2 separate regions of the Homo sapiens genome follow, and region 2 is linked to region 1. Evidence: chromatin contacts called from ENCODE Hi-C or POLR2A ChIA-PET data. All regions are on one chromosome and are shown on one strand. The core of a region is the stretch at or near the end of the contact, and the rest is flanking DNA. Distances in the headings are between cores, read along the strand shown. Region 1 holds the start of KAT5 (lysine acetyltransferase 5). Region 2 holds the start of SLC25A45 (solute carrier family 25 member 45).

Region 1 (2,671 bases), core at 64-2,563:
GCTAATTTTTTGTATTTATTTTTAGTAGAGACAGGGTTTCACCGTGTTGGCCAGGATGGTCTCAATCTCCTGACCTCGTGATCCGCCCGCCTCGGCCTCCCAAAGTGCTGGGATTATAGGCGTGAGCCACCGCGCCCAGCCGTTTTGTCCCATTATTTTAGATGCCAAGAACCTGTACACCCTCCACCGGTGACACCTTCACAGTTTTGAGGAGTATTCATGGGGTATTTTGTAAAATGTTTCTCAATTGGGATTTGTCTGATGTTTTTCTCATGATTAGACTGGAGGCAGCTGGGATTACAGGTGTGAGCCACCATGCCCAGTCTCCAAACCCTGTTTACACAAAAATTTTAAAAAACTAGCCAGGCTTGGTGGTGCGCGCCTGTAGTCCCAGCTACTAGAGAGCCTGAGGTGGATCACTTGATCCCGGGAGGGGGAGGCTGCAGTGAGCGGAGATTGTGCCTCGCTGGCTGCACTCCAGCCCGGGCGAGAGAGCCAGACCTTGTCTCAAAAAAAAAAAAAAAAAAAAAAAAAGCCTAATATGGCTGAGGGCGGTGGCTCACGCCTGTAATCCCAGTACTTTGTGAGGCCGAGGCGGGCGGATCACGAGGTCAAGAGCTCTAGACCATCCTGGCCAACATGGTGAAACCCCGCCCGTACTAAAAATACAAAAATTAGTTGGGTACTCGGGAGGCTGAGGCAGGAGAATCGCTTGAACCCGGGAGGCGGGGGTTACAGGGAGCTGAGATCGCGCCACTGCACTCCAGCCTGGCGACAGAGCGAGACTCCGTCTCAAAAATAAATATATACAAATTAAAAAAGCCTAATATACAAAATAAAGCTAGGAATCTTCCCTGAGTCCTCTTGCCTACGGAATGAAGTCCACAGACTTGGGGGAGCGTTCGAACCCTTCTAAGGCCACTTCCTTTCTCCAGCCTCTCGCGCCCAGTTGACTCCCGGCAACACCTCCCGCCGCCACAAGGAGACGCCCGAGGACTTCCCTCCGACAAAGCCAAAAACGGTATTGCCACGTGACCCGCTCCGCATACACGTGACCAGCTTCGCACCCGGTGGGCGTCACGTGACGGACTCAGTAGACCGCCACTGGCTGTGCACGTTATGGGGTTTCCACCTAGGGCTCGGCCTGAGGCTTGTAACACTCCGTTTTCCCCCGAGTCACAGGGGCAGTCTTGCCCCTCGCAGCTGGGTCGCGGTGTCTCTCAAAGGTCCCCCTCTACAGGGGCTTCGTGAGGCCCGGGCCCACAGGGCGCTCGGTCCCGGAAGTGACGTCTCCCAGAGGGGCCGGAAGTGGCAGTGGAGGGAGGGAAGATGGCGGAGGTGGTGAGTCCGGTGCCCGGGGCGGGGCGGAGGGAGCCAGGGGAGGTGGGTAGAGCCCGAGGCCCCCCAGTAGCCGACCCTGGCGTCGCGCTGTCTCCCCAGGGGGAGATAATCGAGGGCTGCCGCCTACCCGTGCTGCGGCGGAACCAGGACAACGAAGATGAGTGGCGTGAGTGACGTTGGGGGGCGGGACTAAGGAACCTGAGGGCGAGGGGCGGGAGTCAACTGAAATCCCGGGATGGGGAGGGGCGTCTGGAATTATGGGGCGGGCGAGGCGCAGATACTTTGATGAAGGGGCGTGGCTCTTAGCTGCTCCGAGAGGTACAGGGCGGGGCCTGGAAAGGGGTGGCACTTGTGACTGAAGGAGGCTTAGGAGAGACCTAAGTGCTGGAGCTTAGGGATCCGGCCTGGGGGTGGAGTTCAGGTCGTGGAAGGGTGGAGTCTCATAGCCTGGCCTGTCTAAGGCCCCTGTCTATGCTATTCTCATAGCCCTGGCCGAGATCCTGAGCGTGAAGGACATCAGTGGCCGGAAGCTTTTCTACGTCCATTACATTGACTGTGAGTTCTGGGCCTGAGGTGGGGCATCAGGGTAGGGTTGGGGGACAGTCTTTGGCATTCTGTCCTGAGCCATCCCCACTGCTACAGTCAACAAACGTCTGGATGAATGGGTGACGCATGAGCGGCTGGACCTAAAGAAGATCCAGTTCCCCAAGAAAGAGGCCAAGACCCCCACTAAGAACGGACTTCCTGGGTCCCGTCCTGGCTCTCCAGAGAGAGAGGTGGTGAGTAGGTCCCCCACTTCACCTTTTCTCTCCTGCCTCCTATTTCTCTTGTCTGTTGGCATTAGGAGCTCCTGGATGGGCAGGAGGCGGCTCCCTCTCACCCTGACTTCATCTTGCAAAGGATGGGGGCCAAATTGCACATGTAGCTCCCAGAGTCCAGTAGCTAGTCCTGTGTCCTTCAGAAGGCGAGGGTGGGGTTTGATAATTTTGAGGTGAGGGACCCCTCTTCCCCTTCCCCATCCCACTGCCATCCCCGCCCCAAAGGAAGACCCTGGACCTATCTCTACAGCCGGCCTCGGCGCAGGCCAGCGGGAAGACCTTGCCAATCCCGGTCCAGATCACACTCCGCTTCAACCTGCCCAAGGAGCGGGAGGCCATTCCCGGTGGCGAGCCTGACCAGCCGCTCTCCTCCAGCTCCTGCCTGCAGCCCAACCACCGCTCAACGGTACCCTCAGCAATTCCAGGGACCTTGCTTTCTTCTCAGGTCCCACCTTCTCTACCTTCTGACCCACCTTTGTTGGTTTCTCTCTGCAGAAACGGAAGGTGGAGGT
Region 2 (2,671 bases), core at 82-2,581, 330 kb before region 1:
GAGACGGGGTTTCACCATGTTGGCCAGCCTGGTCTCGAAATCTTGACCTCATGATCCACCTACCTCAGCCTCCCAAAGTGCTGGGCTTACAGGCATGAGCCACCGCGCCCAGCCTCTCATTTCTTATAAAGACAGGGTCTTCCTATGTTGCCCAGGCTGGTCTCAAACTCCTGGCCCCAAGTGATCCTCCTACCTCAGCCTCGCAAAGTGCTGGGATTACAGGTGTGAGCCACCATGCCCTGATTCTTTTTTTTTTTTTTTTTTTTTTTTTGTGGCAGGGTCTCATTCTGTCACCCAGGCTGGAGTGCAGTGGTGCAGTCATAGCTCACTGCAGCCTTGAACTCCTGAGCTCAAGCAATCCTCCTAAGTAGCTGGGACTACAGGTGTGAGCCACCATGCCCAGCTAATTATTTTGATTTTTTTGTAGAGACAGGGGCCTCCCTATGTTGCCCAGACTGGTCTCAAACTCCTGGGCTCAAGTGATCCTCCCGCCAGGCCGGAACTCAGACTTTGGTCTCTGCTCCTCCCATGTCACCCATCTTCCCGAGGAAGTGACCTACCATTGGGTGTGATGTGACAGAAGGAAGAAAAATGTCTCACCAGAGATCCAGCCAGCCACAAATTCCTCCACCGGCATTGTCTGGGCTTGCGGGAACTGGTGGCTCCAGCAGAGGAGACAGAGTTGAATTCCCCCCTCTCCCTCCCCTGGCCCACGCTGATAACCTCCCACTAATGTTTAACCCTGGCGGGAAGGTGAGAATTGGCCTGGTGCCCAGACCTCCGGCAACTGGCAGAGGAGAGCGAGCCAGTTCCGGTGACCCTGGCCACCTGGAGGAGTCGTGCAGAGTACAGTCTCACGGGCCAGGCGTGCCGGGACCACAGAGGCCCTGATCCCCGAGCCCGGCCAATGATCCTCGCTCTGAGGATGGCAACTGGGTTCCTGCCCCATGGTCGGGCCCCTCCAGGGCTGCCTTAGTCAGCAAGAGGCAAGCCCCTGCCTGCCCAGCCAGCCCAGCTCCACTCCCATTCATCTCCACCAAGGGGCATGGCCGCCCCCATGCCACAGAGAGAGGCCGGGTGCGGAGGTAGCGTGGCCACCAGGGGGTAGGCCCAGCCCGCATTTGCCGCTGCGTGGCAGGGTGGGGAGGAGCCACTCCCAGGAGTGACTCACCAGGCCTGGCTGTTCTCTTCAGGGTTGTTTACGACTCCCCCGACTCCCCCGTGTGAGTCAGAAACACAGCCTTCCTCGGCTTCCTCCTTCCCAGGGGAAAGATAGGGGTTTTGATTATTTAAAGTGCGTGTTGATCTGCAATGGCACCATTCTGCTCAGTCAAAACCAAAACCCTTTCAAGGATCTGTGAGCCACAGGGTGCCGCCCATTCTCCTCTGACCTCACGTCCTGCCACCCACCCCCTTGCTTTCTCTGCTGCAGCCACCCGAGCCTCCAGACTCTTCTTCAGTCAGCCTTCTGTCTCCAGGCCTGTGGACTGGCTCTTCCCTCTTCCTGGGCACTCTTGCCCTGGCACCCCTCCAGCTGGGGCTCAAATGTCACCACCTGGGTGAGGTCTGCCCCGCCTCCCCAGCCGGAGGCACTGCTGGCTCTTCCTCTCTTTCTCCATCACAGTTATCACGCCAACATACGATGGGAAGAACTTGTCTGTCTGGACAGGGATCTCTGGGTGTTCTGTGCACAGCGGGTGGCACAGGGTGGGCTCTCAATAAATCCTGAGTGACTGAATGAACGGAAATGTCAGCCAGCAGCATCAGCGGCAGCCTGGGGCTCCAGTTCCCTCTTCCCATCACCAAACGGCCCTGGGAAACATCAAGGCCCAGTGACACCTGCACCCTCCCCTCCAGATCTCCCCGCAGCTCCTAGTCTCCCATGGGGGACGCCCAAGGCCCAGTCCTTCTCTCCCTTCTCCTCTCACTGTGGCCAAGGCAGAACCCACCCACCCCTGCTGCTTTCTCCCGGGTGGACAGATTCGGGAAACAGGACCTCCTACCTCCTGCCTCTGGAGCTGCCTGGGGCTCCTTGGGCCACCCCCAAAGATCATCCTAAAAGACCATCCCCAAAGACTGGCCTCTCGTGGTGGCTTGGGCTGCAGTCCTGGTTCTGCTTCTTATTCCTGAAACTGCCTTTGCAAAAACTATAACTGATACAGGCCAGGCGCAGTGGCTCACGCCTGTAATCCCAGCACTTTGGGAGGCCGAGGCGGAAGGACCACCTGAGGTCAGGAGTTCGAGACCAGCCTGACCAACATAGTGAAACCCCATCTCTACCAAAAATACAAAAATTAGCCGGGTGTGATGACGGGCGCCTGTAGTCCCAGCTACTTGGGATGCTGAGGCAGGAGAATCGCTTGAACCCGAGAGGCAGCTGTTGCAGTGAGCCAAGATCATGCCACTATACTCCAGCCTGGGCAACAGAGCGAGACTCCGTCTCAAAAAAAAAAAACAAACAAACAAACAAAAAAAAAACCCTCCTGTCTCTCGTACAGCCAGCTCTGCATGAATTAAACTCTCCTTATTGCAATTCCCCTGTCTTGACAAATTGGCTCTGTCTAGGCAGAGGGTAAGGTGAACCCAATGGGCGGTTACATTATCTCTCTCAGTGATGTTGAGCAACCTCTTCTGTGGGCCTTGGGGTCTATTATTGTTTGCCAAAGTAGGA

Evidence for each region. A loop is a pair of places that touch in the nucleus more often than their neighbours do. ChIA-PET counts read pairs that join two places held with the same protein, here RNA polymerase II (POLR2A). Pooled maps may share reads with other maps.
Region 2: a pooled map shows a loop between it and region 1 (10-fold over the local background). The contact joins the promoter of SLC25A45 here to the promoter of KAT5 in region 1. A Hi-C loop is called at or near these places in 8 of 50 pooled maps. POLR2A ChIA-PET finds 5 or more read pairs at or near these places in 2 of 52 experiments (B cell and naive thymus-derived CD8-positive, alpha-beta T cell).

Annotation. Positions count from the first base shown.
Region 1 is chr11:65,710,939-65,713,609 of GRCh38, forward strand. It overlaps KAT5 (lysine acetyltransferase 5), which reads left to right and starts at 1,314. Exons shown (of 13, transcript NM_182710.3): 1 at 1,314-1,507; 2 at 1,828-1,896; 3 at 1,984-2,120; 4 at 2,410-2,565; 5 at 2,655-2,671. The coding sequence starts at 1,330. RefSeq lists enhancers at 870-989, 1,020-1,329 and silencers at 1,360-1,549, 1,560-1,639.
Region 2 is chr11:65,381,315-65,383,985 of GRCh38, forward strand. SLC25A45 (solute carrier family 25 member 45) reads right to left here and starts at 1,332. Exons shown (of 7, transcript NM_182556.4): 1 at 1,172-1,332; 2 at 601-655. The coding sequence starts at 637. It also overlaps a transcript of FRMD8 not described here. RefSeq lists enhancers at 441-969, 518-647, 635-1,834, 778-1,057, 970-1,497 and 4 more and a silencer at 2,464-2,671.